3 separate regions of the Homo sapiens genome follow, and regions 1 and 2 are each linked to region 3. The links are chromatin loops, found by intact Hi-C in ENCODE. Cell type or tissue: PC-9. All regions are shown on one strand.

Region 1 (8,000 bases), 72 kb before region 3:
GAGATCTAATACACAGCACAGTGATTATAGTTAATAATACTGTATTGTATACTTGAAATTTGCTAAGAGAATAGTTCTTAAGTGTGTTCATTATTGGGGGAACCAGCCCCCAATATTTCAACGTAGGTTCTTTTCTATTTTCCCTAAGTGTCAGCTGGTCTGAGAAAAAAAGAGAAAGAGTACAAGAGAGAGAAATTTTACAGCTGGGCCTCCGGGGGTGACATCACGTGTCGGCAGGTTCTGTGATACCCACCTGAGCCGCAAAACCAGCAGGTTTTTATTAGGAATTTCAAAAGGGGAGGGGGTATGAATAGGGAGTGGGTCACAGAGATCACACGCTTCATTCAAATGGCAATAAAAGATCACAAGGGCATAAGGGCAGAGCAAGCTCACAAGGCCAGGGCGAAATTAGAATTACTGATGAGGTTTCACGTCCCACTGTGCACGCGTTGTCATTGATAAATATCTTAACAGGAAACAGGGTTCAAGAGCAGAGAACTGGTCTGACTACAATTCGCCAGGCTGGAATTTCCTAATCCTAGCAAGCCTGGGGGCGCCGCAGGAGAGCAGGGCGTTATTTCATCCCTTATCTTCAACCGCATGAGGCAGACAGCCCCAGAGCGGCCGTCCATGCCCCCCACCGGGAATGCGTTCCCTTCCCAGGGTGATTCCTTGCTGGGAAAAGAATGCAGCCATATTTCTCCTACTCGTTTTCTGCAATAAGAAAGATATGACGCTGTTCTGCCCGGCCCCGCAGGCAGTCAGACCTTATGGTTATCTCCCTTGTTCCCTGAACATCGCTGTTATCCTGTTCTTTTTCAGGGTGCCCAGATTTCATATTGTTCAAACACACGTTTTACAAACAATTTGTGCAGTTAACGCAATCATCACAGGGTCCTGAGGTGACATACATCCTCAGTTTACGAAGATGACGGGATTAAGAGATTAAAGTACAAACAGGCACAGGAAATTATGAGTCTTGACTGGGGAAGTGATACATGTCCATGAAATCTTCACAATTTATGTTCAGAGACTGCAGTAAAGACAGGCGTAAGAAATTATAAAAGTATTAATTTGGGGAACTAATAAATGTCCATGAAATCCTCACAATTTATGTTCTTCTGCCGTGGCTTCAGCTGGTCCCTCCGTTCAGGGTCCCTGAGTTCCCGCAACAATTCATCGCAAAAAAAAAAATGGTAAGAAGCTGGGCATGGTGGCGTGTGCCTGTGGTATCAACTACTTGGGAGGCTGAGGCAGGAGGATCACTTGAGCTTGGCATGGGCAACCTACCAAGACCACATATCTAAAGAAATAAAATGTCTTTTCTGGTTCCACTTGAGGGTTGCATTTTTTTAAAAGCAGACTTTTTTTGTGAGATAATGTATATGGTAGCAAGCTTGATTTGGCCACTCCACATGTAAACATATTTCAAAACATCATGTTATGTACCATAAATATATATATTTTTTGTCATTAAAAAATAAATTTAGGCGAGGCATGGTGGGTTGAGCCTGTAATCCCAGCAGTTTGGGAGGCTGAGGTTGGAGGATCACTTGAGGCCAAGAGTTTGAGACCAGTCTGGGCAACGTAGGGAGATCCCATCTCTGCAAAAAATTAAAAATTAGCCAGGTGAGGCAGTGTGCACCTGTAGTCCCAGCTACCTGAGAGGCTGAAGTAGGAGGATCACTTGAGCCCGGGAGTCTGAGGCTGCAGTGAGCTATGATTGTGCCACTGCACTTCAGCCTTGGCAATTGGGTGAGATCATCTCTCCAAATAAATAAATAAACAATTTTTAAATGGTTCTTTGAAAAGGTTATTGATACTGAAAAACTCCTGACAAGATTAATAAATAAGAGAAGTCACAGATAACCAATAACAGGATTGAAGAAGGGGACATCATTATACATGTAAACAGATGACAAAAAGCTAAGAGGATATTATAGGCTGAGTGCAGTGGCTCACGCCTGTAATCCCAGCACTTTGGGAGGACGAGGCGGGAGGATCACGAGGTCAAGGAGATCTATACCATCCTGGCTAACACGGTGAAACCCCGTCTCTACTAAAAATACAAAGAATTAGCCCGGCATGGTGGCACGCGCCTGTAATCCCAGCTACTCAGGAGGCTAAGGCAGGAGAATCGCTTGAACCCAGGAGGCAGAGGTTGCAGTGAGCCAAGATCATGCCACTGCACTCCAGTCTGGGCAACAGAGTGAGACTCTGTCTCAAACAAACAAAAAGCTAAGCTAAGTTTGATTCTTTTAATTCTGAGTAGTATTCTATAGTATGGGTGTACTGTAATTTGTTTAACCATTTACCTGTGGAAGGAATCTGGCTTATTCCAGTTTTGAGCTATCACAAATAAAGCTGCTATAAATATGTGTCCAATATTTTTCTGGAATAAATGCCCAGGAGTGCAATTGCCAGATAATATGGGTAATACGGTAGTAGCATGGTTAGTTTTGTAAGAAACTGCCAAACTGTTTTCCAGAGTAGCTGTACCACTGTGCGTTCCCACCACCAATGTAGGAGTGACTCAGTTTCTCCACATACTCACCAGCATTTAGTATTGTCACTATTTTTTATATTAACCATTCTGATAAGTGCACATATTCATTTTAAAAAATATTTCATACAGATTTTGTTAGTATTCTGGAAGGATAAGTTGATTTGCAACATGCTAAATGATACTGTAACCTATTAAACTCATTCTGTAATTGGTATTGAATCAGTTTTTTGACAGATAGGATCCAGACATCTAGATAGTTTTAATTTTATTTTTATTTTTTAATTTTTTTTTTTTTTTTTTTTTGAGACAGGGTCTTGCTCTGTTACCCAGGCTGGAGCACAGTGGCATGATCTTGGCTCACTGCAACCTCTGCTTCCTGGTTCAAGTGTTTCACCTCCCTCAGCCTCTTGAGTAGCTGGGATTACAGGCGCCAGCCACCAGGCCTGGCTAATTTTTTTACTTTTAGTACAGACAACGGGGTTTCACCATGCTGGCCAGGCTGGTCTCGAACTCCTGACCTCAAGTGATCCACCAGCCTCAGCCTCCCAAAGTGTTGGGATTACAGGCAGTAAGCCACTGTGCCCGGCCTAGATAGTTTTCAGATCAACAAAGGTGAATCTGATTTGCAACCAGGGTTATGAACCACTGGTCTCAGAAGACGTAGCTTTGAGGGAAGTGGCCACAGTCAATGATGGGAAGAGACAATGGGAATACACAGTGGGATAGTAGAGATGAATGATGTTTCATAAACATAAACAAGGATGCCATGACCCTGGGAAATAACATTTTTTGGAAAATAATTTTTAAACTTTTGAAATTATTTTTTTCTTTTTTTGAGACAGAGTCTCGCTTTGTAGCCTAGGCTGGTGTGCAGTGGCGCGATCTTGGCTCGCTGCAACCTCTGCCTCCTGGATTCAAGCGATTGTCCTGCCTCAGCCGCCTGAGTAGCTGGGATTACAGGCGTGAGCCACCACGCCCGGGGAATTTTTGTATGTTTAGAAGAGACGGGGTTCCCCTTTTACCTCGTTGCACTCCTGAGAGCAAGATGGGTCACCAGCAGCTGTACTGGAGCCACGCGCGAAAATTCGGCCAGGGTTCTCGCTCTTGTCGCGTCTGCTCAAACCGGCACGGTCTGATCCGGAAATATGGCCTCAATATGCGCCGCCAGTGTTTCCGTCAGTACGCGAAGGATGTCGGTTTCATTAAGTTGGACTAAATGATCTTCCTTCAAAGGGTTATCCAAGGCATCTACTCAATGAAAAACCATGATCATTCTTTGTACATAAAATAAACATTTGAAAAACCCAAAAAAAAAAAAAAAAAAAAGAGATGGGGTTTCACCATGTTGGCCAGGCTGGTTTTGAACTCCTGGTCTCAAGTTATCTGCCCGCCTCGTCCTCCCAAAGTGCTGGGATTACAGGCATGAGCCAATGTGCTCAGCCCTGGAAATTTAAAATAGATTGATTGTAAAGAAATCTACTTGGGCAAAAAAATTTTAAATTTGAATACTGAAATAATAATGGTTCCTTAGAGCCATAAAGTGTTTATTAACAAGAAATACAGTTGATAAAAGATATGTATGATTGCCCAACTTACATAGAAAAGAAAAAAATGGAAAAAGTTCAGGTGGTGACTAGTCAAGTTAATTGATTATTAAGGATATCAAAATCTCTGGGCGGGGCGCGGTGGCTGACGCCTGTAATCCCAGCATTTTGGGAGGCCGAGGTGGGTGGATCACCTGAGGTCAGGAGTTCGAGACCAGCCTGGTCAACATGGTAAAACCCCCGTCTCTATTAAAAATGCAACAATCAGCTGGGTGTGGTGGCGGGCGTCTGTAATCCCAGCTACTGGGGAGGCTGAGGCGGGAGAATTTCTTGAACCCGGGAGGCAGAGGTTGCGGTGAACCGAGATCGCACCACTGCACTCCAACCTGGGCGACAGAGCGAGACTCCCTCTAAAAAAAAGAAAATCAATCAATCAATCAATCAATCATCAATCGGCCCACCTAGGAAAATTGTGGATTGTGTCGCTAGGGGGCGCTGAACCTTTACAGAGCAATTCAGGAAGGGAAAATTTAAAATTCTCAGAACCCTACATATAACACCTCTCTATAAAAGACAAGGAACACCAAGCAGAAAATTAGAGTATGTTATTTTAAAAAGAGCAAATCTAAGAGTAAGACATTTAGGAGAAGGAGAAAGAGTTCTGCCCAGTGCCTCCTCTGCCTTACTCTGGTAAGAGGAAGGCAAACAGCCTTTTCCAAACAGCCCGGCCTCTCCGGTGGGTTCTGTCACATGCCAGCAAGAATCCTGACTAATACCAGAAGCGACGTGCTATTTGGAGAACTGGTGGTCATGTCACCCAAACGGCTAGTCAGAGCCAGTCAAGGCGGATAAGGTCTGAGTAGTCAAACTTGCTCACCGTCTTGTGCTCCCCACCTGGATTATGAAATCGGGATCCACCCAGTCACTGAGGCCAGAAACCTGGGCTCCATTTTCCACTCCAATATCTCTTACTGATAATTTCACTAGCTTTTCTACCTGGCTACCTTAGAATTTAGACTGAAAAATCCTTGTGCTCCATCAGAATAACTGCTTCTGCAGCAAACTGAGTTCTAACCTTTCTACCTTCTCCACATTTCCCAGTATCACCATTGACCAAGTCCTGGTCTCGAAATCCTACAGGCCCCTCAAGAGAATTTTTAGGACACTATCTACAAGTCTATGAACTCAAGCTGGAGTATTGTGTCTCCTCCTCCTCCTCCTTCTTCCTCCTCCTCCTCCTCCTCCTTCTCCTCCTCCTTCTCCGACAGGGTCTCCTTGTCTTGTCCAGGTTGGAATACAGTGGCACAGTCATAGCTCACTGCAGCCTTGAACTCCTGGGCTCAAGCGATCCTCCAGTCTCAGCCTCTCAGAGTGCTGAGATTACAGGTGTGAGACACCATACTGGGCTGAGTATTGTATATTTCTTTCTTTCTTTATTTCTTTTTTTTTTTTTTTTTTGAGACATGGTCTCATTCTGTCACCCAGGCTGGAGCGCAGTGGTGTGATCTCGGCTCACTGCAACCTCAACCTCCTGGACTCTAGTGATCCTCCCACCTCTCAGCCTCTTGAGTAGCTGAAATTAAATGCCTGGCTAATTTTTGTATTTTTGTAGAGATAGGGTTTTTGCCATGTTGTCTAGGTCGGTCTCAAACTCCTGAAGTCAAGCGATCTGCCTGCCTTGGTCTCCCAAAGTGCTAGGATTACAGGAGTGAGCCACCGTATCAAGGCTATGAGCACTGTACACCTTCTAAAAGAAAAAATTATTACACTTTCAAGATCGATTACAATTATTATACTAAAATTGTTTTTAGCATAATGCTGCTTAAATATGTCTAAACCCAATATCAGGTGTAAATTTCTTTTCTTTTTTTTTTTTTTTGAGATGGAGTCTTGCCCTGTCGCCCAGGCTGGAGTGCAGTGGCGCAATCTTGGCTCACTGCAACCTCTGCCTCTAGGGTTCAAACGATTCTCCTGCCTCAGCCTCCTGAGTAGCTGGGATTACAGGCGCCCGCCACCACGCCCAGCTAATTTTTGTATTTTTAGTAGAGACGGGGTTTCACCATGTTGGCCAGGCTGGTTTCAAACTCCTCACCCCGTGATCCGCCCACCTCAGCCTCTCAAAGTGCTGGGATTACAGGCGTGAGCCACCGCGCCCGGCCAGGTGTAAATTTCTTATGCTTATAGCTCTTATGCAACTATAAGAGCAAAACAAACCTACGTATTAAATACAAAACAAATTACAAGTAATAAAGTTAAATTGACAGCATTAACATACTATGATGGCTGATGCTGCTTTGTTGAAGCTAAGTCATCTCTCACATCATAGATTTCACAAAGCTGCTTTACAGCAGGTTCTTTTGCATTTGGCAAGTTGATACTACCTTGGGCAGAGAAATGACTCAATCATAAAATTTTTCTCTAATTGAATTACACCCATCACTTGGTTTATGCATTCTCAGTTTATAAATTTTAGATGAAAAAAATCTGAATATATATACCTGTCATTTATTTTAAAAATTTTAGATGTTGTTTGTTTTCAAACCGAAGATACTCTATGATATGTTATGGAAGATACATTCTTCCGTCACTTCTCCTACCACCGTGATGAATAGAGAACTGATGGTGGAACACTGGGGAAAGAGGTTATTGGCCCTTGTTTTGAGTGACTGTTAACTCTGGGGGGACTGTGTCTGCTGAGAAACCAGTCAAGGTGTTTCTGTTGAACACATGCCCAGTTCAAACTCTGGCTAGTCTCAAACTCCTGGGCTTAAGTCATCCTCCAGCCTCAGCCTCCTGAGTAGCTGGGACTACAGGCATGTGCCACCATGCCCAGCTTGTATTATTATTTCTTTTTTTTTGAGACGGAGTTTCACTCTTGTCACCCAGGCTGGAGTACAATGGCGTGGTCTCAGCTCATTGCAACCTTCGCCTCCCAGGTTCAAGCAATTCTCCTGCCTCAGCCTCCTGAGTAGCTGGGATTACAGGTGTGCACCACCACGCCTGGCTAATTTTTGTATTTTTAGTAGAGACAGGGTTTCATCATGTTGGCCAGGCTGGTCTCAAACTCCTGACCTCAGGTGATCCACCCACCTAGGCCTCCAAAAGTGCTGGGATTACAGGCGTGAGCAACCACACCCGGCCTGTATTACTATTTCTAACATCATAACTTCAAACGAGACAAAGAAAAGATGGAAAAAGTATTAATTTAAGTTGTGAAGCCTAATTTTAAAAATCCTTATTTTAGGCCGGGCATGGCGGCTCACATCTATAATCCCAGCACTTTTGGAGACCGAGGCGGGTGGATCATTTGAGGTCAGGAGTTCGAGATCAGCATGGTCAACATGATGAGACCGTCTCTAATAAAAATATGAAAATTTGGTGGCTCACACCTGTAATCCCAGCCCTTTGGGAGACCGAGGTGGGTGGATCACTTGAGGTCAGGAGTTCGAGACCAGCCTGGCCAACGTGCTGAAACCCCATCTCTACTAAAAATACAAAAAATTAGCCAGGCATGGTGGTGCGCGCCTGTAATCCCAGCTACTTGGAAGGCTGAGGCAGGAGAATCGCTTGAACCTGGGAGGTGGAGGTTACAGTGAGCTGAGATCGCACCATTGCACTCCAGCCTGGGCAACAAAAGTGAAACTCCATCTCGAAAAAAAAGAAAAAAGAAAAAGGCCGGGTGCGGTGGCTGATGCCTGTAATCCCAGCACTTTGGGAGGCCAAGGCGGGCGGATCATGAGGTCAGGAGATCAAGACCATCCTGGCTAACACGGTGAAACCCCGTCTCTACTAAAGATTCAAAAATTAGCTGGGCATGCTGGCGGGCGCCTGTAGTCCCAGCTACTCGGGAGGCTGAGGCAGAAGAATGGCGTGAACCCGGGAGGCAGAGCTTGCAGTAAACTGAGATCGCACCACTGCACTCCAGCCTGGGTGACAGAGTGAGACTCTGT
Region 2 (8,000 bases), 580 kb after region 3:
ATCTGCTGCCAGCGTGAAGGTTCTGGCTCAGCTTGCAGTTCATCTGACGAGCCCTTTTTTGCCCAGTGTTTCTGCTTTGGGCCTGCTGAGCCATGGCTAGAGCTAGTATTGCCTCCTCGACTGCCGCGAGAGTATAGAAGTGTGTTGTTTCCGAAAATGTAATTCATCTCTGCAGCCCTGCAGGTGGTTGCCAAGCAGGCTTACTTCTCTACCAGCTGCTGAGTGGTGAATGATCGGTAAAAACTGCAGCTACAATTACAGCAGCATCACTTGTAGATCAGTGAAAATAAAAACCTTGAGAAATGATGCTCATTTTCTCAGTGATTTCTTCCTATGAAAGAGCTCGTATCTTCCCTCTGTACCTGTTAGCTGTATGATGGCTGAGTTTATTTTTGCAGACAAAAAAGACGACATAAGGTGGATTTCTTTCTCATGATTATTTTTTCACCAGCGTCTGCAGGAACCAAAAGCTGTTCTTTTGTTAGCTGATAACTAGATGGATTGAAATCCAGGAAGTGAGGTCGATTAGCAGGTAAAGAAGGATGCTATAAACACTGGACTACCAAGACCCTGTGGGGCTGCCTGATTTAATGCACTGCGTGGAAAAACCCTGGATTACCAAGTTTCAACCACAGTCTGTAGTAAAATCCAATGGCACCTTCACTGCTTATATAAATTATAAATATGAACTGAATTAAAACATATAAGAGGATTCTCTCTGCAAATAGTTCTGACTGTTAAAATGATTTCACTAAAAGAATCTTTGTCATTCATATCCAAATTTCTACACCAGGCAGATCTTACACATTATCTGGCACTGGCTCTAAGTTGTTCAAAGGTGCTGCCTACATTAAACTCTGACTATCTAACGATAGCGCTTCATTACAAATGGATTTTCCTTTATCATTTTATGTAATGTATTGGTTTTTAATGATTAACAACTGGGTCTCAAGGTAGATTAATTACTAAAACAAGTATTTTGCTTCTGGAACCTTTATGATAAAAAAGAACTTTCAAGAAATTATCAGCATCATCTCTCTAGTATTTTATAAACATTCATATTACAAGGTCATAAATTTCTAAAAATGAGAAAGAATTAACGCTGGTAAATTTTTCGTTTTATAATCAGTGAAATGTGTTTTATCCAACTCTACATAAATACCACTCTGGTTCACCAAATACTATCACCTGATTGCTAAAGGAACATATTCTAACATCTAATATTTAGGTTAACATAATAGTTCGCCTGAGAATTGCCTGGGGCGCTAGTTATATATGCAGATTGGTGTATCCTCTCCCCATCAAAATGTTTACGGGCAGGGGGAACCTGGGAATTTTTATGTTTAAAATGCTTCCCAAGTGACTCTTAAGTACCTTCAAGTTTGAGAACCACAAACTCCCAAGCAAGCCCTCTTAACACTGTGCTATATTAGTAATTACAACAATGGTCATTTTAAAACAATATGTGAACAAAAACGCTACTTGATAATTTACTATTGGTTGAATAATCTAATTTTTAAGCTGATAAGAGCATATCGTAAGTCCCAACCTCAGCCATGGATATTTTTTCGGATGTGGACTGACAGAATCTTCCTTGTCTACGTGCTTACCAGCACCAACTGGATGCAGCCTTTTGTCAAACTACAATGTTGAGGTCCACTGCAAATCTTGACTCCGCAAGAAAACATGCTAATGCTGTCTCTATGATGCGTCTGCTGAGAAGTGAACATGTGCTCAGTAAGGGTGAGAGCCATGTGGGACTCTTGAGGGCAAGATATTTTGTGACAGAGATTATACCAGAAAGTTTGGTGCTTCTTCCCAAGGACTGTGCCGGCAGTAGCTGACAATTTATGGCCCCAGAGTGATCCTATCTAATTCGGAGTAGAGAATGTAAGAAAATACTAAGGGCGGACAGGTAACTAAGAATCCTCTTGTGAAGGAAAAAATGAAACCTCCCAGAAAAAAATTCAAGTTTTGTTATGGACCAGGTACCTAGTAAAGACCTGATTAGTGTGGTTTATATAAATGCTACGGTAATTGGTCTGGCCCTAAAATATGTGCCTTGATCCATGTCTGATGAAAACTTCAAGGGGAGGAGAAAACTGATATGGGTTCTGTTATTCTGAATTAGTATGGATGAAGATACTGAATACAACTGTTGAATGCAAATCTCCTACCTCAAACTGTAAACAGTACCAAAAGACATACAATAGTAGGCTCTTAGTGAGCATCTATTTATCCTACAGAGCCAGAGAACTTAGGGGTCAATGGTAGGCTCTTAGTGTGCATCTATTTACCCTACAGAGCCAAAGAACTTAGGGTACAATCTAAAGTTGACAGATCACTGCCTCCCATATTTCCCCAATGTACAGGGAAGAAATACTTCTTGATGCAAATTTCCTATCCAAATCCATTCACATCAAGAAAACAACTTCAAGTTTTGGGAAAGACTTCTTTATGAAAATGTCCTGTTACATGACCTACAAAAATCTAGGAACACCTCATCCATTGGCCAGTAGTCAGTATATGCACACAAAAAATCTATACCTAAATCACAAGAGGGGTTTCACATGAGATTAGACTGGGAGGTGGAAGGCGGAAGGCAACCAACTGTTCTTTGCTTTAGAATATCCTCTCTCATTACACAGCAGAGATGAAAGATAAAAACTCCATTAAAACCAAATTTAAGTTCATTAAAGAAAAACCTGGAAAACCTATTTAAAATAATGGATGAAAAGATGGTATGCAATCTAAACCACCAAAAGGAATCACTATTAACATCTTAATATGATATACAAAGAATATTCTTTTTTCCGTAATGTGTTTTCTTTTTCAGAGTGATAATATAATCTATAGAATTCTAGCCTAAACAATAGAGAAAGCTTAAGTTAGTAAACTAAATACGATTAGTTCAGTGGATTACTATGTAATTCAAAACATGATTATGAAAAATTTATGACTATGAGGAATATTTACAATATTAAATGGTAATAAAAAGTTAAAAATTTATACTGGATAGGCTCTCAATTATTTGTGTACGTTTCTAAAGTCACAAACCCAGCAGTCTTTAGGTACAGAAACAAAGGCAAATACTAAATAATCTTTTATTTGTTTGTTTTTGAGACGGAGTCTCACTACGTTGCCCAGGCTGGTCTTGAACTCCTTGGCTCAATCCATGCTCCTGCCTCAGCCACCCACGTAGCTGAGGTTACCACCATGCCCAGTTTACTAAATAATCTTAGTGAAAAATGTAAAAAGGTAAAGGACAAGAGGAAAAGCAATACTGAAACTCTAAAGTACAAAAAAAACCCACCAAAAACCCAAAGTAACTACAAAGCTAATGTAACGTAAATGCAATATAACAGGCATTTTTATTACTCTTTTCTAATGTGGGCTATTAAATTTCAAAACATACAACTGTATTGAGATAAGACAAGACTGAGAAGAGTGACAAGAACACAGATTTGCTATTTATCTAGAAAACCCTCAATGTCACACATACAAAATCCCTTCTGTATGAGCACCATCTAGTGGTCAGTGCATGCAAACTATATGCTCACCTTAGTATACCAGGTCCATGATAAAATTCAATCATGTTTCTATATGTTCCAGAGATGTAAAGATAAAGTTGATTTCAAAAACTGCTCATTATATACTAGAAACAGGAAAACTTCTATTCCTCTAGCATTTGGTTCAAAAGGCTTATATTTGCTTGTGTCCATTTTTCTGCCACTCCCATTTCTTACAATTTTTTAAAAACTACTAAGAGCTGCTAGTGATTTCATTATATTCTCAATACTACTGGATGAAATAAAATGCTAGGAAATATACTTATTTAGCACAATTATCTGCTCATTGACCCTGTTTTTTCTGTTTGATTTCAAGTCCCTCTTAGTAATGTTTACTTTGTATACAATAGTTTGAGCATAATTTTCCTTGCCATTGAAGACAAAAACCAAATATAAATTACTTGTTTCTTCAATGATCACTGCATCCTCCCATACACTCAATAATACTCCTACTGTCCTCCCTGTTGCTTCATGTACATTTCAAACTTTTTGGGAAAAGGCTGAGGTTTTTATTTGTTCGATTTACTGTTCTAACAATTTTTCCTAATTCTCAGCTCATTTTCAGTTTTAGAACCTTGACACTACTCTTACATAACCCCAAAATTTACCCACTGTGTCCTTCTCTTCGACATTAAGATTTTTAAAAAACTATTATATCCCCTATTTCTTTCTTGATATTCTTCCCAACACTGGCAAGAAAGTATCCCTTTCAGAGTCTTAAATTATAAAATCATAATTATCTTTATGCCAAGCCCTGAATAAAGTAACCCAATCACTATCTTACTTTACTCATTATTCCAGTAAGGAGAGCCACCACCATCCACTACCACCACCACCACCACCACAATAATCTAATAGATTAATTCACGGCATGTTTCATGGTGGCAAACCTTTCATAAGAACATTCATCATACAGGTCTTTTAGATTTTGCCCTCATTTCCTAACATGCACCCTAAGTATCAGCAATAATAACATAAACCTTCCTGCATTTCTACAGTTTCTTGTGATTGTCACCCTTCCACTGTATTTATTTACCCCAGTAACGGCCTCCTCCTCTGACTTGGCATCTTACACATCCTTCAACACTTTATGCAAATGTCAACTTGCTTTTTTCAGAAAACTCCAAGAATTTAATTTCTCCCTCTTTCATGTCACATCATACTGTGTTAACTATCTTTCCGTAAAAAAATACTAATCACTGATGTCTAACACAGTTACTAGCACAGATGTTTAATAACTGTTTGCTAAATGCATGTATTGCTTGACACAACTAATATCCTAGCAGTTGATTTTTAAAGCATCTATTAAATTTTATTTTTACCATTAGCTTTTATTAGAATTGTGAAGACTAAAGCTGTGCCTAATTTACAATCTACTCAGCAAACCACTGTTAATTCTAAGATACTTTTTCAAATTATAAAATAATAATTCATATACTGACTTCTACATGCAGCGTAACAGCTGTTCACTCCAAACCACAATACTATAAAAGAGGAAAAGCTCTCTATATTAGCTTTTATTTTAAAAAAGAGACTACTAGTCTAATACTTGACACTGTATTTTAAATAAATTGTTGAGCTTCTTATAACATTCTGGTTTTTTAAAAATTAAGATGAAAAAGCATTAAAGCTTGCCTTCTTATGTCAAAATAAGGGTTGTTTTCCTTCAATTCCGGTTTTCTAACAAAAAGTTAAAGGAACCCTACCTACTCTGCTATAATGCTCACCTGCTCCAAATCTATTACACCCCTCAAATAATTATTTTACGTGGCATCTGCCACAGTAACCTAGGAATGAAAGAGGGGAAGCAGGTAGAAATTCCCCAAACGAAACAGTCTTAATCATTCTTAAATTACAATTCTATCAGAATACAATCTGTCAGAAAGTTTCAAGAACTTGAGAAACGTTCATATTCTTCTGACTCAGTAATCTGACTTCTGGTAATCCATCCAAAGGAAAGAAACTAAATACTTTTCATGTCCAAAGATTACTCATTGCAGGTTTCTTTACAAAACCTAATAAAAATAGAGATAACAGATATCTGAGAGCTGACATGGTCATCAAATTATGGTGCAAATATATCAGGCAATATTATGTATCAAGTTTAAAGTTTTTAAAGTTTAAATTTTTAAAAACTTGATACATCATATTACACAGGAAATATACAAGAAAATATGTTTAACAAGTTTACAATAGGAAAAAACATTAACATATTAAAGTGTGATTTAGAAACAAATGATAGAGAATACACACAATTTTTTTCTGCTGGGATTGAAAATCCTTATCTACTCAGTTTGCAAATATGAATCAGACAGCCAGCAAACCAAAGTGAGGGAAAGGGGACTAGTGAGGGAAAGGGGACTAGTGGTTTCACTTAAGAACCCCAGAGGATGGTTTATAATTGTTTCAGAGACTGATCCTGTTAATACCTAACAAAAGAGAACAAGATGAACAAGGCAGAGCAAGAGAATGGCCCACAAAGATGGCCAGGTTTTCAGACGCTTCTCATAGAACCAGCTGAATGATTATCATAATATCCTAAGACTCAGGAAAGCATGCTGGTACTTTCTTGATCTTAACAAAACGTGTCAGGAAAGGTTTACATATGACTACACAAAGATCGCCACTCAGATAAGGCCATGACAAAATGCCAGCAACTGCAAGATTTCCACCAATTTCAGAAATGGTAAATGTGGAAAAGGTAAGTCTTAGAACTGATGATAAAGGACACTTTAATTAATAACATACTCCTTTAAGCCTCTATAAAATATTTCTTTAAAAAGCTGTGAGGGACATAATCCTTTATCATTGTCAGAATAAACAAAAAGCAAGTATATGTAAAGAAAAAGCAATTTAAAGCAGATACCAAAAAACTGACTTCTCATCTCTTATGGTCAGAAAATTAAGGAAGAAATGAATCAGATTAAGAAAGCAGTGAAAATCTTAAAGTATGAATGCTTTCTCTCTCAATACTATCAATTTAAGTCTCTCACTCTAGAAGGAGGATTCGACAAATGATGTCAGAAGTTTACTTGTAAATATTAATAGCTCAACACAGATAGCACAGTAGTGCAGGAAAATACCTCAAGCTTTGCATTCACGGGGGACTAGTTCCAGGACTAGTCCCCCGTGAATCCTCGCATACTGTACCCAAATCCTCACATACTGAAGTCCTGAAGTCAGCTATGCACTTACAGGAAGTCAGCCCTCTGTATACTTGGGTTTTGCATCCTACAAATACTTTTATGTTTGATTGCATTTGTTTGAAATCTGCATTTGTTTCATCCGCATATAAGTGGAGCAGTGCAGTTCCAACTCGTGTTGTTCAAGGGTCAACTATAGTAGCCGTAATAGTGGTGGCACAATGCTTCGCAACTGTGCCCGCACATTAGAAACACCTGGAGAACTTGTAAACCTCCCAAAGGCCAGTCTGCGTTCCAATTCACATCCCAAGATTGATCACCTTGCATTTAATTACAAGAATCATATACGGAGATGGCTGCTAAAAGGGTTTTGTCGGCCGGGCGCGGTGGCTCCCGCCTGTAATCCCAGCACTGTGGGAGGCCGAGGCGGGCGGATCACGAGGTCAGGAGATCGAGACCATCCTGGCTAACACGGTGAAACCCCGTCTCTACTAAAAATACAAAATATTAGCCAGGCGTGGTGGCGGGCGCCTGTAGTCCCAGCTACTCGGGAGGCTGGGGCAGGAGAATGGCGTGAACCCGGGAGGCGGAGCTTGCAGTGAGCCGAGATCGCGCCACTGCACTCCAGCCTGGGCGACAGAGCGAGACTTCAACTCAAACAAAACAAAACAAAACAACAACAGAAAGGGGGGTTTTGTCATATTAATCTTTGATTTACACAAAAAGTCTTCCCAATTATAATGAAGTAGGTTTTCACTGATGAAGGTAGTGGCTTATTAATCAGCAAAATGGGATTTCACTGGTGAAATCCATAGCATCCCAGTTATGTGAATTTTTTGAATTAATTTAGAGACATAATACACCCTTGCATAAGGGAAACGGAAGACTCTGGAGAGGCCTAAACCCTTAGGGATAACACCTTAGGTTTAATCCCTAAGACATCTGGAGACTCTGGGTAAACAAAATCTTGTGTCTGGAACATTGTTTTATCTGCTTAGAATGAGCATTTTAGGCAACAACGGAAAGCTGAGGTTTCATGAGATTTAAAGAATAGGCTACATAAAATATGCATGCTGGCTCACTGTTTAAATGTCTGCTTGTGTCATAATCTGCAAACACACCAAAATAACTACTAAAATACCTACCAAAAGACCAGAGTTGGCCATGTGCAAATTGGCTTTGGTTGGTTTGTAACAATAAGGATGACCGGAAATTCAAAACATCAGAAATAAAAAAATTATACATATCCTGGGAGTGTTTTTGGACAAAAATAATAAATAAATTAGAT
Region 3 (8,000 bases):
TATTGACAGCCGCTCCCCATCACTCGCATTACTGCTTGAGCTCCGCCTCCTGTCCGATCAGCGCCGGCACTAGATACTCATAGCTATGTGAACCCTATTGTGAACTGAGCATATGAGGGATCTAGGCTGCATGCTCCCTATGAGAATCTAATGCCTGATGATCCATCAGTGTTTCCCATCATCCCCAGATGGAACCGTCTAGTTGCAGGAAAACAAGTGCAGGGCTCCACTGATTCTACATTATGCTGAGTTGTATAATTATTTCATTATATCTTACAACGTAATAATAATAGAAATAAAGTGCACAATAAATGTGATGCACTTGAATCATCCCAAACCATCCCCCACCCCCAGTCCATGAAAAAATGGTCTTCCAGGAAACGGGTCCCTAGTGCCAGAAAGGTTGGGGACCGCTGCCGTACAGTATTCCATTTCACCAACATACTACCGTCTATCAATTCTTCTGTTCACGACCATTTAGGTTGTTTCCAATTTGTGATTACAAACAAAGCTGGAATGAATTCTGTATGTATGTGCTCTAGTCTCTAGAATATACATTATGAGAAGCGGCATTCTCAAGTTCTGGCTTATGCTCATCTCCGCCTTTGTTAGATATTGCCTCATTGTTCATCACCATCAATATTTCTGTTTATCAAGCAAGGGACGAGGGCAAGCAGCAAAAATAACACATGGTACAGGTATGTTTCAACCTGCAGGTGTGAGGGGATGCATATAGTGCCCAAGATTCTCACCATTTCATGGGGAAGAGTGCTTAGGCTAGGCATAGCTGGACACATCATGTGTTCTGTACAAGAGAGGGAATATAAAATTCCTTGTTGTCTCACGCATTTATAAAGTATTATGGAGGGCAGGCGCCGTGGCTCACGCCTGTAATCCCAACACTTTGGGAGGCTGAGGCAGGTGGATCACCTGAAGTCAGGAGTTCAAGACCAGTCTGGCCAACATGGTGAAACCCCGTCTCTACTAAAAATACAAAAATTATTCATGCGTGGTGGTGGGCACCTGTAATCCCAGCCACTCGGGAGGCTGAGGCAGGAGAACTGCTTGTACCTGGGAGGCAGAGCTCGCAGTGAGCCGAGATCACACCAATGCACTCCAGCCTGGGCAACAGAGCAAGACTCTGTCTCCAAAAAAAAAAAAAAGAATTATGGAGGAATCAGAGATCATCTGACCAAGGTGTCTTTGCAATTCAGGTTTCAGCCTTTCTGGCCTAAGAAATAATGTTAGAAACAACCCAATAATCCAGACAGTTTATACATGAGGGGGTTTGTGGCCCTCCCTGAAGAGCCAGCTTATTGCTAGGTTACCTGAAAAAAGACTCACAAGGGTCATCCACTTAACAAACTTGTTTATCCCTCTGCATTACACCTCTGGCCCTGGCGATTTATTAAACAGGCTTTCCGACCCAGGGCTTGTATTAGTTGACAACATCGTGACAAGTTTGCATCATGGGCCATGAAAGGCATAAAAGGTATTTTGAGGCTTCTGTCCATATCTGTAAAACAAAAGGAGAAATAGTCTTTAAAACATTTTTAATATAGGTTTTTAATCTATCTAGAATTTATTTTTGTTATGGAGAAAGTAGAAATTTCATTATTAAATACATACTGTTAATATTGTATCCTGCTCCTATTTATTGAATAGCTTATGCTTCCATTGATTTACAGTGCCTCCTCTGTCACATATCAAGTTTCCATATGTACATATACATGGGCCAGCTCCTGGACTGTCTGATTCTTTTGGCCTCTTTGTCTACACATAGGCTAGTACTATACACTCTTAGTTGTTCTCACTTTATAATCAATCTTAGGGTTTTTGTTTTGTTTTAGAGTCACGGTCTTGGTCTGTCACCCAGGCTGTGGTACAGTGGCATGGCCATAGCTCACTGTACCCTTGAACTCTTGGGCTCAAGAAATCCTCCCATCTCAGCCTCCCTAGTAGCTGGGACTTCAGGTGTGCACCATGACACCTGGTCAATCCTTTTTATAGATCTTTTATAATGTTTTAAATAAGCTTTTTTCTAGGGCTGGAGTCTCACTATGTTGCCAAGGCTGAGCTCGTATTCCAGATCTCAAGTGATCTTCCTGGGATCGTAGGCTGGGATTACAGGCATGAGCCCTGTGATCACGGCTCACCGCAGCCTCTGTCTCCTGGGCCCAACTCCTGATCTTGAACTCCTTGGCTCAAGTGATCCTCCCACCTCAGCCTCCCAAGTAGCTGGGACTACATGCACACACCACTATGCTGGCTAATTTTTTTGCATTTTTTTGTACAGACAGGGTTTCACCACATTGCCCAGGGTGGTCTTGAACTCCTGGGCTCACGCAATCCGCCTGCCTTGGCCTCCCAAAGTGCTGGGATTACAAGCATAAGCCAGGGTGCCCAGCCCCAGTCTTCATTTTGAAAGAGCAATTCCCTCAAACTTTTGGTTTTAAAAAATTGTTTTGGTTATTCTTGGCCCTTTACTCTTCTATATAGATTTTAGAACGTACCTTGTGAAGTCACCTGGAAGTTCTGTTGGGATTTTTATTGAAAATTGAAAATATAAATCAATATGCATGTTGAATCAATAGACTTGGGAAGAATTGGTATCTTTATGATGAAATGCATTCTCATCCATGACTGTAGCATATCTTCATCATCTTTTATGTCATTCAATATTGTCTTTGAAGATCCAATAAAAAGATAGGGTTCTCTGCTTGGGTTTGGCCCCTGTAGAGGCCAAAATATTATCTTTATTGCTGGTAGCGACCAGGTTAGAGGACGTAGCTTTAGGTCTGTTAGCTGAGTGTTTAGTAGATCAAGGCAACAAATATACAAACAATTTGATAAACATATATATATATATATAAAACACCGCCAGCAGTTTGCTCCCCAAAAAGAAAAGCAGAACTAACATATCCAGATTATTCTTCCTAAATTTACTATTTAACATCACTCTGTCCTCCAAGGAGCAGAATGAGTAAAGAGGCAGAGAGACTGAGACTATCACACCAATAGAGGTCCTTGAAATGAATGGAAATCTTAGGAGTAGGAACTAAGCATGCTTTCCTCACAGGCATCTAAGTTGTTTGTGTACAGATCCTTTGCCCATTTAAAAAATGAGTAATTTGGCCGGGTGGAGTGGCTCATGCCTGTAATCCTAGCACTTTGGGAAGTCGAGGTGAGCAGATTGCCTGAGCTCAGGAGTTCAAGACCAGCCCGAGCAACATGATGAAACCCCGTCTCTACTAAAAATATTTAAAAAATTAGCTGGGCATGGTGGTACACACTTGTAATCCCAGTTACTTGGGAGGCTGAGGCACAAGAATTGCTTGAGCCTGGGAGGCAGAGGTTGCAGTGAACTGAGATTGCACCACTGCACTCCAGCCTGGGTGACAGATTGAGACTCTGTCTCAAAAATAAAAAATAAAATAAACTAAAATAAAAAATGCGTAATTTGTCTTTTTATTGTTGAGTTGAAGTCCAATTTATTTACTTCTTTTGTCACTTGGGCTTTTGGTTTCATATCTAAGAAACCATTGTCTAGTTCAAAGTCACAAAGATTTACTCCTTTGTTTTCTTCAAAGGGTTTTACAGTTTGATCTCTCACATTTAGGTCTATGAGAATTTAGAATTATTTTTTTGTTTATGGTGTGAGGTAGGAATTCAACTTCATTCTCTTACATGTGGATATTCACATGAACTATAATCTGTTCAATCATTTCTCCTTTACTGTTATTTTCTTCTGAGGCTTTTAAAAGGGGATATATTAGAGACCCAATGTATTGTCTCGATTGCCTAGCTGATGTCACATATTTTTTACTTGAAAAAATGTCTTTATCGTGTTTACTGCTCTGTCTTGTGTTAATTCACAAATTTTCTCTTTGTGCTCAGTATGGAGTTTATTCTATTAGATTTTAAAAGTCATTAAACATATGTCATGTTCGTAAGATTTCTAACCCATTTTTTTCTCATTTAAAAATAAACTAATGAATTTACTATTTTTGAATATGAAACATAGGCACACAGCACAGAATTCAAAGAATAAAAAATACAATGATGAGGTTATTGGCTTTAAAAATATTTACCTGTTCTTGTTTCATTTTTGTTAGTTCTTGTTTCATAACTTTGTTATAATGTGTGTTATTTATAGAGCTATAAGTGTGTGTGCAGGGGGAGTTGGTAGAAGACAACATAGGTCACAGCCTGTGCAAGGAAGAATAGTGGGAGACAGAAATAAAGAGGTAAGTTGGGGTCAGTTTGTGGACTTTGGAATAAAAGGGAAGAAAACAGTTGTCGAAGAGTATGAAGCTTATTATCTTAGCCATGTAGTCTTTGAATAATTTTTTTACCACTTAATAAACATTGTGCTTTAAGAAGGCTAAAATGCTTCAGATATACCAAAGGGAGGAGATGGGTAGTCTAGGCCTCATTAAAAGGCTTCCATCTCAGGTGGGTACCCAACCACCTTATACTTCCTTGACCCCTTTTCACAGGCCTGTATGCTGATTATAAGCCAGACGTTTCAGACATTTTGTGAAAAGATTTTAGTGTCTGGCTATATTTAAATGCTCTGTTTTATCACTTACCCTTCAAAGTCCCCTCCTCTCCTGCCCCTGATGTGGCCACTCTGAAAGGAGTCCCTCTCCCCGGGATCCAACAGTGTTCTCCCAGCAGGGGGCAGCAGCGGCACATGTCAGGTGCCCAGGGGAGGGTGGGGTGCCAAGGGGTGCCCTGTGGGGAGGAGCTTGCATGAGGAAACACATGGAATGGAAAAAGTAAACTAGTTCCTCAGTCCCACTTCAGAGTCAAACCCGCACCTGTGGTGAGTTGAGCCACAAATATGTTTTCTCTAAAGCTGGCAGCCGTTTATTTTGGAAGGAGGAAGATGCACTCAATACTATTGAGGACCTGGCTTTTTTTTCTTTGCTTTTTCCTAATTTCTTATCCTCTGCTTCGGCCATAAATGTTCTAGTTTCTCTCACTCTTCTCTTTCCCTTCCTTCATGTCCAACATTTTCCCATTTTTTTCCCAATGGTCAGGAGTATAGGTCTGGCCAAATAATCACCTTCTAGTAATAAGAATATTTCTGGAAATAAGAAACACAGCATAAGGGAAGGGAAAAGCTGGTTGGCTCCCCCAGTTCCTCACCTACCCCAGAGGCATCACACTGATCTCCAAGACTATCATCACCCGGAAGGCAAAGGCCTCTCACAATTTCTTACACATCTCTATGTTCCCCACTCACTTGCTAGACTGGATGAGAACATAGACACCCACCTGCAATCTGGTCTATAGCTTTGTCCACACCCGCATGGCATGTGGAGAAGGAATGCCTGGGGGTAGGACCTGGGGGGCTGGGGATCAAAACACTGTAATGAGGGGTAGTTTTGCAGAAATCCCCAAAAATGTGATCCTAGGACCTTCTCACTGCTTCTCCCTGAAATCCACTGTTACAATGCCCTTATACTATCTCGGTATCTAGGTGTACCACAGTAGAGGCAGCGTGGTAACTGTGTGACCTCTAACCTAGTCCCACCATGGCCAAGGTGACAAACATGTACATGGGAGTTTATCATCTTGGGCGTGGTTGAACTAGGTTAGAGGTCACATAGTTAATTTTGGGCAAGTCACTTGCCTTCTCTGGGCCTCAGTTTTCTTTTCTTTTTTTTTTCTGAGACAGAGTCTCACTCTGTTGCCCAGGCTGGAGTGCAGTGGCGTGATCTCAGCTTACTGCAAGCTCCACCTCCCGGGTTCATGCCATTCTCCTGCCTCAGCCTCCCGAGTAGCTGGGACTACAGGTGCCCACCACCATGCCCGGCTAATTTTTTTGTATTTCTAGTAGAGACGGGGTTTCACCGTGTTAGCCAGGATGGTCTCGATCTCCTGACCTCGTGATCTGCCCGCCTCGGCCTCCCAAAGTGCTGGGATTACAGGCGTGAGCCACCACGCCCGGCCCTCAGTTTTGTTATCTATAAATGGGTATTAATAATGCCTTTCATAAATATCTCACAGAGGACGGGCGCAGTGGCTCATGCCTGTAATCTCAACACTTTGGGAGGCCAAGGCTGGAGGATTGCTTGAGGCCAGGAGTTTGAGACCAGCCTGGGCAACAAAGTAAGACCCCATCTCCACAAAAAATAAGAATTAGCTGGGCATAGTGGTGCATGCCTGTAATCCTAGCTACTTGGGAGGCTGAGGCAGGAGGATCCCTTGAGCCCAGAAGGTGGAGGCTGCAGTGAGCTGTGATCGTGCCACTAGACTCTAGTATGGTGACAGAGTGGCGCCTTGTCTCTAAAATATAATAAAAATAAATACCTCACAGACGTGAGATACTCAAGTAAGATAATAATGTGAAAAGTTTGCATTTATGGTGGAGTGTTTTTAAAACATTATTTATCATTACTAGCTCTTTTTCAAGAGCACTTTGGCCCTTGTCTCATGGGCATGTTGCTTGAATTTCAGCCAAAGGATTAGGTGTTGGGACAAGTTGGCTTAAAAACATCTTTTAAAATTTATTTTAATTTATTTTTAGAGATATGGTCTCTCTATGTTGCCCAGGCTGGTCTTGAATTCCTGGCCTCAAGCCATCCTCCTTGCCTCAGCCTCCCAAAGTGCTGGGATTACAGGCATGAGCCACCAGGCCAGGCCAAAAATTTCTTATCTTTAATTATTACGGATACATAATAGTTGTACGTCTTTCAAATTGAACTCTTGAGGGGTCCAGGGCCATTGAGAGGAAAGACAGCACAGAACCAGGTGGATTTATTTCTAGGGATTTGGCTCCTAGCCCCTTGTCAGGGAAGGTGGCTTCTTTCTTTCCCTGGGGCCAAGAGAGACTAATAGGGAGATGTATCTCTAGAATCCTAGGTCTGAATGAGACGCCAATGGGTCATTGGTTTTAGGTGTTTTTTTGTTTTTGTTTTTGCCCCTCAGGTAAGGCTACATCGAAACCACACTAAGAGGATCAGAAAGAATATATGTTAAATGTTTCCAAGGAGATTCTATATTCTTTCCAGGTAATTCAGGACTAAGGATGTTTTACAGCGAGTTCTTCTTTTTAGCCTTTTGGCTGCAATTGAGGGTTGAAAATGCTTTGAGGGTAGTCTATTCATCTTTATATCCTGTCCAAACCCAGCACAAACAGGCCCTAGGGTCCCGTCTATTGACCTGAACTGCATTGTTCTGCTCTGCCTGGAGCTAGGAAATATGCTGGTCACTATTTTTTGTTGGCTTTAAATATAGTATTTGCAAAGTTCAAAACAAATCTTATGATCATTTGGCTTGTGGCTTCTCTCCTAAATCTCCCTCCTTTTAGAATGGTCAGGATGGGAGGAGGACGTGCCAAGACTGAGCTTCTGTTTCTTTTCAAGGACAGTCCCTGCAATGGCTTCGTTTGACCTACCCTCCCTTTTCTTATCAAATGAAATCAGCTACCACAGGAAATTGACTTCTCCAGATTGTAGGAGACAGGAAGCAGCACCACAAAGCAGGTTCCAGGGAGGGAAGGCAGAGATGAGAGAAACAGCTCGAGTCCCAGCTCGGTCAGTGCCTGGCCCCGGCCTCGCTTTCCGCCTCTCTGTCTCATTCTTACCATCTCTAGCCTCACCTACCCTTCTTCTGGGTCCTGGTGTCTGAGGCTGAAAGGCGCTGTAGAAGTCTCCAAGGCCAGCCTCCCTCCCCACTCAGTCACTCCCAACAAGCCTTCCAGCCTGTGCTTGACCCTTCCAGGCATGGAAATTTTACTGCTTCCCCTAAGAAACCAGCTCTGTTTTGCCTTTTATCCATCTGAAACCTCCCTCCTCCAGTGTTCTTCCACTGGCCTCACTTTTCCTTGGGACAGCCCTTTCCATACCTGAGTCTCCAGGCTAAGCCCTCCCGGGGAGGTCTCTTGGTAGAGGCATGAGTTTCTCAGAAACTCAACCAGAGGGAGTCAGGAAGGGGTCTAAGCAGGAAGGAAAAGGTGAGAACAATGCCATCGTGGGCCCTTTCCTTGC

The links. Hi-C counts contacts between places; a loop is a spot of excess contacts. Peaks named below come from ENCODE experiments on the same cell type or tissue, not always from the same donor. Only the 100,000 strongest peaks of a DNase experiment are listed, where the experiment ranks them.
Region 1: a loop joins it to region 3, with 2.8 times the contacts of the local background. A loop is called at or near these places in 9 of 110 quality-filtered maps.
Region 2: a loop joins it to region 3, with 4 times the contacts of the local background. A loop is called at or near these places in 4 of 110 quality-filtered maps.

What each region holds. Positions count from the first base shown.
Region 1 is chr3:196,532,981-196,540,980 of GRCh38, forward strand. It overlaps the pseudogene RPS29P3. Among named protein-coding and RNA genes, the nearest start is that of SMCO1, 22 kb to the left of the region's middle. RefSeq lists an enhancer at 153-766. In PC-9, a CTCF peak has its summit at 4,537 (motif pointing right); a DNase peak (open chromatin) is centred at 4,851.
Region 2 is chr3:197,183,642-197,191,641 of GRCh38, forward strand. All of the region lies in intron 5 of DLG1 (discs large MAGUK scaffold protein 1), which reads right to left. Among named protein-coding and RNA genes, the nearest start is that of MIR4797, 110 kb to the right of the region's middle. In PC-9, CTCF peaks have their summits at 3,532 (motif pointing left) and 3,731; a DNase peak (open chromatin) is centred at 3,520; H3K27ac peaks cover 1,604 bases.
Region 3 is chr3:196,604,780-196,612,779 of GRCh38, forward strand. No RefSeq gene overlaps it. Among named protein-coding and RNA genes, the nearest start is that of LINC01063, 24 kb to the right of the region's middle. In PC-9, CTCF peaks have their summits at 4,680 (motif pointing right) and 4,884; a DNase peak (open chromatin) is centred at 4,742; H3K27ac peaks cover 953 bases.